Linked DNA regions of Mus musculus: region 1 is linked to region 2. Evidence: chromatin contacts called from ENCODE Hi-C or POLR2A ChIA-PET data. All regions are on one chromosome and are shown on one strand. Each heading gives the region's core, a stretch centred on a gene start or an enhancer-like site at or near the end of the contact. The rest is flanking DNA. Distances are from core to core; before and after follow the strand shown. Region 1 holds the start of Car13 (carbonic anhydrase 13). Region 2 holds the start of Lrrcc1 (leucine rich repeat and coiled-coil domain containing 1).

Region 1 (6,719 bases), core at 2,478-4,977, 110 kb before region 2:
AATAATAACCTAAAACCAATTTTAAAATATCACCCAGCATACTTTTTTCTACAAATTTTCTCTATTATTTCATGGTAATATTATCTTAAGTTTCAAATATATAACACTTGAATTCACATGATAAATATGCTTCAATTTTGAAATTTACAGAGTGAAAAACAGGAGAGTAAATCTAACCATCCAACGTCTTACAACAACTAATAAACAAACAGAGCCAACCTGATTTGTCCTCCGTGTCGTCAAAGTCAACGTTGAAGGAATGGCCACTATTGCTGATGATTTTAGCTGAGGCAGGATCATACTTGATACTGAGAGGTCGGAGTGAGGAGTCGTATTTCACTTCTTTGGTTTTAATCTCAATTGGAGACTGCTGATCACCATCAGCAATAGGGAACAATTCATTCCAGTGAATGGGACCTGAAATTGAGAAGACCAAAAGGAGAGGACTAAGTAAGTTCTTCATTCAGCAAATTAAAACTGGTAGCAGCAGGCTGGGGACTCCACTTCATGGATAAAGGAAGTGCAGCACAAATGTGAAGGTGAGAGTTTGGATCCTCATTATCCATAGGAATGCCAGGTGGGTGTGGCAGCTCACTTGAAGTCCAGCATTTAGGAGGAGACTTAAGGAGTTCCACATTAGCTGGCTAGTTACACTAAGTCTGACTCTCTGAACTCCAGGCTCAGAGAGAAACAATTAAGAAGGTGATAGAGAACAGAGGGGAAGACAACCAAGGTCCATCTGGCTTCTGCACACAATAAAACATCCATACCCACAGCCACATCATCCACATCATGGGGAAAAATTAAAAATTAGTAAAAGTATGATCCTCAGGACTCTGCTCCTATTTTAACCATGACTAGTGTTTTGTGGTTATGGAAAGCACTGTGTTTGCTTTAAATTGTTATCAGAATTAAAGATGTACATTATAGGTGAAAGAATAATTACATTTCATACAGTGCTTCTCAAAGTTACCTACCTACCAAACAAGAACAGAAGTACAATTCATTGTTGCAAACAAAGAAATTCCATCTCAAAACCAAGAATGTTCCTTGGCTGCTCCAGAGGCCAAGAAGTTTAAGCAGAGGAAGAGCAGACACTGCCTGCTATTTCTGCTAGTAGTTATAGCACTGACGGATAGCCTCTAATGCCCCTCTGCTCAGCTCAGCTAACCTGAGGTACCTGTTATATGCAACTCATCTACCCAACACACACACACACACAAATCTTACACAGAGAATAATTCAAACAAAATGGCTATGCCCTGTCAAAAAATATAACATTGTTGCTCACATTGGTTTCTGGAAAAAAGCCACACCATGAACAAATGACAATATACCCTGCTTCAAAGGTATCCTGTGAATCAGATACTATGGGTCATGGCGATTTTGCATTTAAAATCCTCAGAAGACACTGTAGGATTATGAGATTATTTCTCGTCTTGCTGTGTGTATCTTTCTGCTTACAATTTTGTCTTCTTATTTAATATAGAAAATCTTTCTGTCATGACCACCACATACGAGTTATTCTACGTAATGAGCACCAGATTTCAAACATGCAATGCAGGAGTCACAACATGCAAACATTTTTGCAACAGATAAGGGGCTGCTTTCTCTTCCTAAGCCCTTCCGTCATCAATCCCTAACCCTTCTCAACCAGGCCTGTTCTTAGAGAAGTCAAATCTACCCAAAATAAAGCCACTGGGATGGATAGCCAGTTTTATCTATTCACTTGCAATATCGGGCCTCTTAAATAGACCCACCTTTGTATGTTTCCTACCACACTGGACTTTAAATTCACTTAACCATGGTTCTTAAGTGAAAGGTACATGCCTCAGTGGCTTGAGGAATTTTTGAATATCCATAGTGTTATATGATGTTTGGTGATGTCACACGGCCTAAACCTATAAAATGATCAGAGGTTAGCGGAAGAAGAAACAAACTGCTTAGGAACAGGCACCCTGTCCTGTCCAGAGCTCCAATTCCCATTCCATTTTATCACTGCCAGGCTCAGCTTAAGTTCTTTCCAGCTGTTCAGTCACTGTATTTTCAATGACTGAACAAGAAAAAGAAAAAGAAAAAAATGCTTGGTCAGTTCCCAGTACATCCCAACCGAATTCTTCCAACATAATCTCATAATCTAACTTCAAGGTGTGGTCCTCTGAAAACCACTGTTTCTGCGAGAAGAATGGTTCTGCAACTCCTAGCTAGAATGTAAACTGGGGACTGGGGAGAAGGTCCAGCAGTTAGAACACTTGATACTCTTGCCGAGCACCTGGGTTCGATTTCCCGGCCCACATGGAGGCTAAAACCAGCAGCAGTCCTTGTTGATCTAATGCCCTCTTCTAACTTCCACAACATACAAGTCAAAAATTCATAAACATATTTTTTTAAAAAAAGAATAAATCTTTTTTAAGATTTAAAAAATGAACAAGATGTAAAACAACTCCTCATTATAATGCCCTTTCTAAGTTGAAATTTTAAATTTTCTGGAGAATTTTATTGAAACCAATACTTATTCGGGTACCTATTCGGGTACAATCAGTACCTACTGGCTAACACAACCTTCTCCCTAACCACAGAGAGGGTACCACTACTGGCACCTAATAACTGCCAAATAACAACAAACAAAATGATTTCAGAGACAAAACTGAAATGTGTAAAGATTGTCTTTCAAACACACAAATTAGAAGGTAATGAAACATAAGATTGCTATTTTGGCTTAAGAAATTCATCTAAATTATAAATGTCATTCATAAAAATCTAAACTTCATCTGATGTCATTTTAAAAATAACATTAATGTCATCACGACCTCAAATAAGCTGCAATAAGAAACGAGTTTTTTTTTTCCATCCAAGAAAAGAGGATGACCACAAGTTCTGCCCAGACTAAGCTACAGAGTAAGATTCGTCTCAAAACACAAAAAGGGGGAAAATAAAATAAAAGAAGGGAAAACTTTCCGTAAACTTTCATTAAATGTACTATAGAATATTATCCAATAACGTATATGCTAATTTAAGTTTTTGATATTATTATCCACAAACTCCATTTTGAAGACTATCAGTGCTTTCCCAGTTTTTCTTTGCAATTCTTTTGAGTAATTAATTGAAGCAATCAGTTCAAACGATGAACAAGAAGAATGTCTTATCCCTAATACACTTAGGCGATGAAGAAAAGTTGCCATGCTTATCAATAAATATATTTAACACCATATTATAATTTCTATAATCGTTTGCTAAACCTTGGTCTCTGAAAGGATGGGTACGGTAGGAAAGTAAGACTGAAGAACAAGCCCCAAGTTAACTTCAAGTCAGTATGCAAATTACAAGTTACCAAGATTGCTTCAACAGCGCCTGGAAGGCGTCCCGTGACTTAGTGATCTGGGAGCTCTCGCGGCTCAGTTGTCCTTGTTTCCTTACAAATGTGTCATCTGACTTCTGACCTCTTAAGCTTTCTCGGGACAGCAGTGAGCTTTTCCAGTGAAGTTGAATGAATGCCGCCGTCCACTCTGGAGAGAGCCGGCGGGGACCAGGCCCTGACCCCCAACCCCCCCACGGGGCTCAGAGCTCCCTCAAGCCCCCATCAGCCCCCTCTGGAAGCCCGCGCTCACCGTTGTGCTCGCCGTACCCCCAGCTCAGCCTCGCCATGGTCCTCGATGGAGAGCCTGTGGCAGGGACACTGTGGACCTGTGGCAGGGCGCCCGCGCCAAGGAGCTGGGCGGGCCTGGGTGGAGGGCGGGGCCGCCCGCACCCCGAACCCGGGAACCCGAAACCCGAGGGCACGGTCGTCACCCGCAGGGGGCGCCCGAGTGGGGAAAGGGATCTGTGCTCAGCAGCCAGAAAGGTTTCCAATGGGGATTTCCTGCCTTCTGAGAAGTCCACCCCAGAAAAAGCCCTTCTGGAAATGACTCACCCAGGCAGGAGCTGCTGCTGGAGTTGGAGATCTTGTCTGGGAAATGCAGGGGACCTTGATGGAGGTGGCAGTGGTGATTACACATGCACATACATCAATGCCGATAGCTGTAATAACCACCACTTAAAATAAGAACTACTAGTTAGGAAGTGCTCACCTCCCCGGGCCAGCCCTCCCTTCCCCGACAGCTCCAGCCTTTCCATCTGCATAACTCACTTCTCTGATTCCTTTTTGCTTACTCCAGCATCTTGCAGACTTGGCCCTGCATAGAAGAAGCCAAACTTACTGGATTCTTGGTTCTTAACTCTTACTGCCATTCTGACTGTGCAAGAAGGAAGGAGTTGAGAAGAGAAGTGTGTGCGCTCCTACAGAACAGTAGAAACTCACCTTCGAAGACTGTTCTAGATATATGCCCAGGAGAGGTATTGCTGGATCCTCCGGTAGTACTATATCCAGTTTTCTGAGGAACCGCCAGACTGATTTCCAGAGTGGTTGTACAAGCCTGCAATCCCACCAACAATGGAGGAGTGTTCCTCTTTCTCCACATCCACGCCAGCATCTGCTGTCACCTGAATTTTTGATCTTAGCCATTCTGACTGGTGTGAGGTGGAATCTCAGGGTTGTTTTGATTTGCATTTCCCTGATGATTAAGGATGTTGAACATTTTTTCAGGTGCTTCTCTGCCATTCGGTATTCCTCAGGTGAGAATTCTTTGTTCAGTTCTGAGCCCCATTTTTTAATGGGGTTATTTGATTTTCTGAAGTCCACCTTCTTGAGTTCTTTATATATGTTGGATATTAGTCCCCTATCTGATTTAGGATAGGTAAAGATCCTTTCCCAATCTGTTGGTGGTCTTTTTGTCTTATTGACGGTGTCTTTTGCCTTGCAGAAACTTTGGAGTTTCATTAGGTCCCATTTGTCAATTCTCGATCTTACAGAGCAAGCCATTGCTGTTCTGTTCAGGAATTTTTCCCCTGTACCCATATCTTCAAGGCTTTTCCCCACTTTCTCCTCTATAAGTTTCAGTGTCTCTGGTTTTATGTGAAGTTCCTTGATCCATTTAGATTTGACCTTAGTACAAGGAGATAAGTATGGATCGATTCGCATTCTTCTACATGATAACAACCAGTTGTGCCAGCACCAATTGTTGAAAATGCTGTCTTTCTTCCACTGGATGGTTTTAGCTCCCTTGTCGAAGATCAAGTGACCATAGGTGTGTGGGTTCATTTCTGGGTCTTCAATTCTATTCCAGAAGATGCCCCAACTGGTAAGAAGGACACATGCTCCACTATGTTCATAGCAGCCTTATTTATAATAGCCAGAAGCTGGAAGGAACCCAGATGCCCCTCAACAGAGGAATGGATACAGAAAATGTGGTACATCTACACAATGGAGTACTACTCAGCTATTAAAAAGAATGAATTTATGAAATTCCTAGCCAAATGGATGGACCTGGAGGGCATCATCCTGAGTGAGGTAACACATTCACAAAGGAACTCACACAATATGTACTCACTGATAAGTGGATATTAGCCCAAAACCTAAGATACCCAAGATATAAGATACAATTTCCTAAACACATGAAACTCAAGAAAAATGAAGACTGAAGTGTGAACACTATGCCCCTCCTTAGAAGTGGGAACAAAACACCCTTGGAAGGAGTTACAGAGACAAAGTTTGGAGCTGAGATAAAAGGATGGACCATGTAGACACTAGCATATCCGGGGATCCATCCCATAATCAGCTTCCAAATGCTGACACCATTGCATACACTAGCAAGATTATGCTGAAAGGACCCTGATATAGCTGTCTCTTGTCAGAGTATGCCTGGGCCTAGCAAACATAGAAGTGGATGCTCACAGTCAGCTATTGGATGGATCACATGGCCCCCAATGAAGGAGCTAGAGAAAGTACCAAAGAAGCTAAAGGGATCTGCAACCCTATAGGTGGAACAACATTATGAACTAACCAGTACCCCGGAGCTCTTGACTCTAGCTGCATATGCATCAAAAGATGGCCTAGGGGGCTGGCGAGATGGCTCAGTGGGTAAGAGCAACCGACTGCTCTTCCAAAGGTCCAGAGTTCAAATCCCAGCAACCACATGGTGGCTCACAACCATCCAACAACCATCCGTAACAAGAACTGACTCCCTCTTCTGGTGTGTCTGAAGACAGCTACAGTGTACTTACATCTAATAAATAAATCTTAAAAAAAAAAAAAAAAAAAAAAAAGATGGCCTAGTCGGCCATCACTGGAAAGAGAGGCCCATTGGACACGCAAACTTTATATGCCCCAGTACAGGGGAACGCCAGGGCCATAAAAGGGGAGTGGGTGGGTAGGGGAGAGGGGGTGGGTGGCTATGGGGGACTTTTGGTATAGCATTGCAAATGTAAATGAGCGAAATACCTAATAAAAAATGGAAAAAAAAAAGAAAAAAGAAAATGTAAAAAATAAAAAAATAAAAAAAAAAAGAAGACTGTTCTAGCTACCTGAGGGTTTGAGTTGTGAACAGTTTCTAGTCCTGATTCTGGACCAACTAGTGAACAGTCCTTCTTGATGGACAAGAGCCTGCCATTAAAATATGATAAGTGATATATATATATAACCATCTCATTCTTTCCCTGCTATTGCTGCTGGAATGTGCACATTGCTGCTGCATGAAATAGGAACCCAAGTCACCGGAGACCTGGGTGGTAATCGCTGCAAAATACATACCACTAAATAATAATCCATTTAACTGTGCGTATTGACGCCACCCCCATTAGATACCCCATATCGCAGTCTGTTCCTCAGAATAAAAACATATTTT
Region 2 (6,268 bases), core at 2,000-4,499:
TTAAGATCCAAGTCCCTGGGATCATTCATCTCAATATTGTGTAATGTAGTAGTCACTAGTTGCTTTTATATTGAAATTAATATTTAATTAAATATCCAGTACCACTGTCAAATCTCAAGTCAACAGTCACATCTGGCTACTGGTAGCCACATGTGAGAGGGCACCAAAGTTTCCATCACATCTGCCATTCTACTGGAGCTGCCCCTTTCTATGTGAGCAGAGTGCGTAATCTTTGAAGATTAAGCAGGACCCCCCTAAAGTAGGTTTTCCTCACTGTAGCTTTTTTTTTTTTTTTTTGCTACTGATCATACTCGTCTTCATTTCTGTGTTTTACTCAGGTAATATTTTGGCAGCAACAAAAGTTTTAATAGAAGTACATCACTTAGATAAAACACTTGGTCAAAACATCATTATTCTTTGCAGTTTTCCAACAATGGGCTAAGTCCTCATAGCCTGCAAACTTTCAGCATTATAGAAATATAAACAAGTCGACTTACCACTAAGATCATTTATGTGATTATAAGACAAGTTCAGTTTAGTCAGATTAACCAGTGCTTCAAGTCCTAAAAAGGAGGGGGGAAAGTAACATAGCCTTTATAAGGTTTAAAGAAAGAAACAGCCTTGTTTCACATTGATAGTGAAATCAACGGCCATTTTTGGAGTTATTTAACTATTTAAACAGACAGTTTTATGGGAAAAAATTACATAGGTAGTTTTACCGTCAATTTTCAAAAGTTTATGATTCTTTTAATTCAACTCATTGAAAGAAAATACATAATTTTATATTTCATTTTTTTTTCTAATAAAATAACACATGTAATTGTTTACAAACCTTCCACTCTTGTGATCAAATTGCAGGACAAATTTAAAGTGCATAGCTTTGTCAGTGTGTTCAGGCCTTCAATTTGACTTATTTGATTAGATGACAGATCTAAATGTCGTAGGTTCCAAATGTGGTCAATGGATGAGATCTTGGAGATGTTATTACAATGCAAATTGATGGCATGAATGGATGAATCTAAAGATAACTCTGATATACTATAAAAGAAAATGTTGTAAAAACATATTTAAAAGGCATAACCAAACAGTTGCAATTAAGTACAATGACTATAATGAATATTTGCTCTACTCACTTTAGAAAAAAAACAATCTATCCTAGGCCCCCTTTCTTTCCTACCCAACTTGTGACCTTTTTGGTTGGATTGTTTTCATAATCAAGACCAACGTGTGCTGCCCAAACATCCTCGGATGTGCAGCCTTCTAGGCTTATCAAGGGAATATTCTTAGAGAAAACCCACCCTCTTCTGGTAGCTGAAAATGAGCAAGTTCAAGCTTTAAAGCTATTGTCTTAATTTTCAAACTCTTAAGCAGTTGGTGTATGGTTATGACAATTAAAGAGACCAAGAGTGACCTGGCATGAATCCAGATCCTATGCATGAGTTTATAACTTTCTTTACTCTCAATGATAGCTAGTTAGTCCAGAATGTAGTTTCCAAAAAACACAAAACACAAAACAAAACACCAAAAACCTTAATTATGTTTCTTGCTGGTGGAAAAGCTGAGGTCCTTTCTAACTGCAAGCTGGAATGCATTTTCTCTAAACTGAAATCATCTCTTTACTCCCACTACTACCACTTATAAATTGAGCATGCCGAGTAGAATGGTATTTCCATGGAACTACAGTGCACTGCTCAGAGATGCTAAAAGTAGTTCAGAATAGCACACACAATGTCAAGGGCATCTGTGGTAGATTTTTATGCTAGCTAGTATAAAGTTGCAGGAAACCTACTTATTGGCAGCAAGGAAACAGTTGCAAACCTCAAAACACCAATTTCTAAAGGTGTCTGAAGTATTTGCTGATTATCTGGCAATTACAGAATTATTTAGGGACAAATTTTGTGCTATTATATGCTCTTAATAGCAATCTGTTTTCTGACCTATCAGAAATCAATACTGTTGAATTTACTTGCTCACTAGTTACACTGTCAAGTTATATAATGTATCTAAAATATAAATTCCCAGAGTCATTGCTTACTAGAAGAAGAAAAACAAAACAAAACAAAACAAAAACGACCCTGCATAATTGCTGTGGTGATTAGTAATAACACATATAACATTCACATAGACATCATCCTCAAAGCGATAACCATTATTAAATATAAATGTAAGCATTCTTTTGAAAAAACCTCTTCGTTGGCAACCCTTAGATCAGGCCTGAGACTAAATTGTTTTCATTATATTATAAATACCACGGTTCTGATGGAGTAGAGCAGGCACCTCAACAAAGACAGAGAATATTGTAACAGAAATGCCTGGATCTCAGAAATAGCTAACTGGCCAGTGAAAAACAAGAGAGGGTCTAGGTTGAACTGGTAAGGCTCACAGAGTATGGAAAATCCAGGGGCCTGAAAAACCACTGAGCAGTCTCAGTAACATAAAACAGGGTCAGTAAGAGTTATATTTGGTACTTTCAACAACTGTATGGATATGTCTCTGATTGTGTCTTATGCAAAAGAACTTAAAAACGGGTGAGAACTGAGGCAAGAGATGTAAGCAGGGAGTAGAGAAGGCTTGCCTTGCTGCTTGCCCCACTTCTCAGGCTCCTGGAAGGAGACCAGGAAGAGCAACAGCTAGGGGGTGCGAAAGTGGGGGCGAGGAGAGGGGAAAGAGGAAGCTTGGGCTCAGCAGGTCCGTAAGAAAGAACCGCAGGTTGCGCTGGGTGGTGGAGAGAAAGGAACCCCGGGATCTGTGGAGAGGATGCGGAAGAACCCTGAGCTCAGCTGAGTGAGCCAGGAGGGATTCAGGGCTTGGCAGGGAGGAAGCCAGGGCAATGCTGGGAGGAGTAAGAGAAGCCCCGGGCCGTGCAGGGGGAACACAGAGAAACCCCGGGCTATGCTGGGGGACAGAGAGGAGCCCCAGACTGTGCTGGGAGGATGGGGAGGAACCCGCTTCCTGCACAAGCCCGGCTCTCCGAAGCCAGCCAACCCGAGGTCCAACCGGGTGGCGGCAGCTACCTGTGCAGGCCTTTGTCCATGAAACACACATCCCCGCAGCTGCTGTCGCCATCCTCCCGTTCGATTTCGCTACACACCGCCGCCTCCATGGTACCCGCGACGGGGAGTGGGTGTTAACCGGCGCCCAGCGCTGGGTCCCAGCTTGCTCACGCCTCCAAAAGCGGGAGCGGGGAGTGAGCAAGGGGCGGGGCGAGGACTCTAACCGCCTGCCGCACTTTCCCCGCCCTGCGCGGCCGCAAAGCAGGACAACGGCGCCGCTCAAAGAGGGCTTGACTTTTACGGCATCTGCCTTTAAAGTAAAGCCTTTCCATTTGTTGGTTTGGAATGAGTGGGCTACTGAACATTATTTATAGCCCACTGCCATATGGAGGCGTTTTTCTCAATAGTTTGCTTTTATACTTCGTGACGTGATCTTGCAGACATAGTAATGTTCCCCGTTTTTGGTCACTGAACTCCTGTTAAATCCTTAAGTATTTGTGCAATGCCTTTATTTATGTATGCTGGTCTCCCTGTGATGAGAAAAAAATGTTCAGCTTTTTAAAGAATTCGCTCAAGAGACACTCTTCAATGCCTCTGCAAAAGCAAACACTCCAAAGATACTTCACTGGGCTGTTTCAAGGTAGAGTTGGTGAGACAATGGTTTTTCCATTGTGGTATAAAATTTTTCTTTGGTAGGTGATGACAGTCATGACATAAGTTGACCCCCTTTCCCTCCCAACTGATAGACTGATCTCCTTTCAGGGACCTTATTTCCACAGTTCTTCAGAAAATCTCACAAAATGGTAGGGGATGTTCAGACTATGTTGAAAAAGATATTCTAACGATGCCAAAGAGTTTGTACACCTTTGTTAGTGCACACGTGTGGGAAAATATCCTGATGTTTTAGTTTTTTATACAGTGGGGACAACCTATCTACAGCCTCAAGGATGTGTAGCCGCCACACAAAGGCATTGCAAAGATAAGGAGACAGCCACCAAAATACAGTTTTCCTGGCTACCACATAAATAACTTGTTGGGGACAGCATACCATGACAGCGACTGCCCGCAGTAGGCCAGGATGGAGACATCTCAGTAGCCCACTGCAGCTCTTTGTAGAAAACAGTCGTTCCCACTTCTAATCTTATCCCTGAATAACAGCTGTATAGAATTCATTTGTGGGTGCCTGTCTTTCAGTTGGTCTTGGTGGGCATAATTATTCTATTATATCTGACTTTCTTATTTCTTTCTCCCTTCTGCTCTGGTGAATTCTGTGAAACTAGACGTTCCTTGATTCTTAAACAGTTAAAAATTGAGGCATAGGGACACAGCACAGCACAGTCCTAATGGTGCCTGCTGTGTGTTCTCATCTTGAAAACAATATAATAACTGAACAATGATAGTTCCAGATTAATGCTTGACTTGCAAAGAAAGTTTGAAGAAATTATTAGAAAATGAATTAGAGCCAACATTGGTATCCCAAGAAAGGAATAGTTTTTTTGAAATTATGAAATAAATTTTGCACAACATTTAAGAGTGGTTTCTGAATAAGAAAGTAAAGATACATAAAATTATATATTCGTAAACCTAAGTCAAAACACTGGGACTCTTAGGAAAGCCATTGTGTGCAATGTGCAAAAGCAGAAAGCTAGCAGAACTATTGAGTTAAGGGTTAACTTGATTCTTTCTGGCCACTGCCTGGCAGCTTTGCCCATGTCATTTATCATTAGAGCGTCACAAGAAAATGCAAGTAGCTGGCCTCATAGCTCTGAGCTCTGAAGTATAATAATTCAAAGATTAAAGGTTAAATAATGATAAGTTTACAATTATTGTTATTTTGGCTACAGGCCTGGGAATAGGGAACGCTTGAAACTTTGGGGAACAATTGTAATTCTTGATTCTTTGTGGGTGTGGTTATTCTTATGAATTTGATTTGACAATGATTATACAATGTCTTTTTTTCTATCTGCTTTTGGAGTATCAATAAAAGACTAGGGCAAGAGAAAGGCAAGAGAGCCATGAGCAGAACATGTGAAGAGTGAGTGAGGAAAGAATTCGAAATGTGTGTGAAAATGTGTGTGTGTGTGTGTGTGTGTGTGTGTGTGTGTGTGTGTGTGAAAGAAGAGTGCATGTGATGTGTGTGTGAGATGTGTGTGGAGAGTGTGTGTGTGTGAGTGAAAGGGGAATGAGTGAGGGGAGAATGTGAGATGTGTGTGGAAATGTGTGTGTGTGAGTGAAAGGGGAACGCACAGAGGTTATGTAGGAGTGTAAGAGTTTGAGGAAAGAAAAGCACACAGGAGAAAAAAGCAGAGTGTGTAAGAGAATGCAGGGTGTGTGCAACCTCAAGCTGCAAGTGGGCAAGAGAGAAAGAGAGCAGAGAGGAGAGAGGGAGAGAGGGAGAGAGGGAGAGAGGGAGAGAGGGAGAGAGGGGAGGGGAGGGGAGGGGAAGAGGAGGAGGAGGAAGAGGAGGAGGAGGAGGAGGAAGAGGAGGAGGAGGAGGAGGAGAAGGAGGAGAGAGGATAGTAACTTTAAGCCTTGAAAAATTGCCTGTCAGTTTTTACCCAAAATGTTGTCTGTGTCTATTTATTATGTGCATTCTAGATATTCCTGCTTCCAATTGAGTACACCGATCCTGTGCTGAGGCTGGACCCTGATAATAACTCATTTTGAGACTGCTCAAGTTCCTGTGATAGATCTAATAACATTATTCCTTAAAATATTTTGTTATTTTCAAAAGAGAAGTTTTGAGGCTATGGAGATGGCAAAAAAGGTTAACAATTTTTAAGTGTGGAAGCAATTAAATCTGAAATAAAAACCCAGAACACATAAAAATTGAGTCCTGTTTAGGCATGGCTTGTAACTCCAGCACTATCAGAGACAGGAGAGTCTCTGTGACATGATGGCTGCTAACCTAGCTCCAGGGAGAGACACTTTCTCAAGGACACAGCTCAAACAGTGGTAGAGTGGGACACCCAAAGTTCTCCTCTGATCTCAGGTTCATACTTGTGAACATATCTATACACAGCTATGAACATACCACACACATGCACCAAGCTCACGTTTGGATAAACACATATAAGTACATATAGAGAAAAAAAGAAACTTAAAAAAAATTAAGGTTTTATATTGACAGCTGAGGTAAAGTTCTGCAGTAGGTTGGCAAGCTCTGACAAGCAGCAAAAAGAGCACTTACTGAGGCTGTTTGTAAGACTTTTCTTCACTTGGCTCCACTTACATAACTGAAAGTGCCAGTGGTACATTTGAAACTGCAATGACCG

The links. A loop is a pair of places that touch in the nucleus more often than their neighbours do. ChIA-PET counts read pairs that join two places held with the same protein, here RNA polymerase II (POLR2A).
Region 1: a map of v-Abl transformed pro-B cells shows a loop between it and region 2 (2.2-fold over the local background). The contact joins the promoter of Car13 here to the promoter of Lrrcc1 in region 2. A Hi-C loop is called at or near these places in 1 of 37 maps with a recorded cell type or tissue (v-Abl transformed pro-B cells). POLR2A ChIA-PET finds 5 or more read pairs at or near these places in 1 of 5 experiments (embryonic stem cell).

Annotation. Positions count from the first base shown.
Region 1 is chr3:14,638,735-14,645,453 of GRCm38, reverse strand. It overlaps Car13 (carbonic anhydrase 13), which reads right to left and starts at 3,727. Exons shown (of 7, transcript NM_024495.5): 1 at 3,609-3,727; 2 at 220-417. The coding sequence starts at 3,645.
Region 2 is chr3:14,530,769-14,537,036 of GRCm38, reverse strand. It overlaps Lrrcc1 (leucine rich repeat and coiled-coil domain containing 1), which reads right to left and starts at 3,249. Exons shown (of 19, transcript NM_001163579.1): 1 at 3,015-3,249; 2 at 833-1,038; 3 at 498-563. The coding sequence starts at 3,103.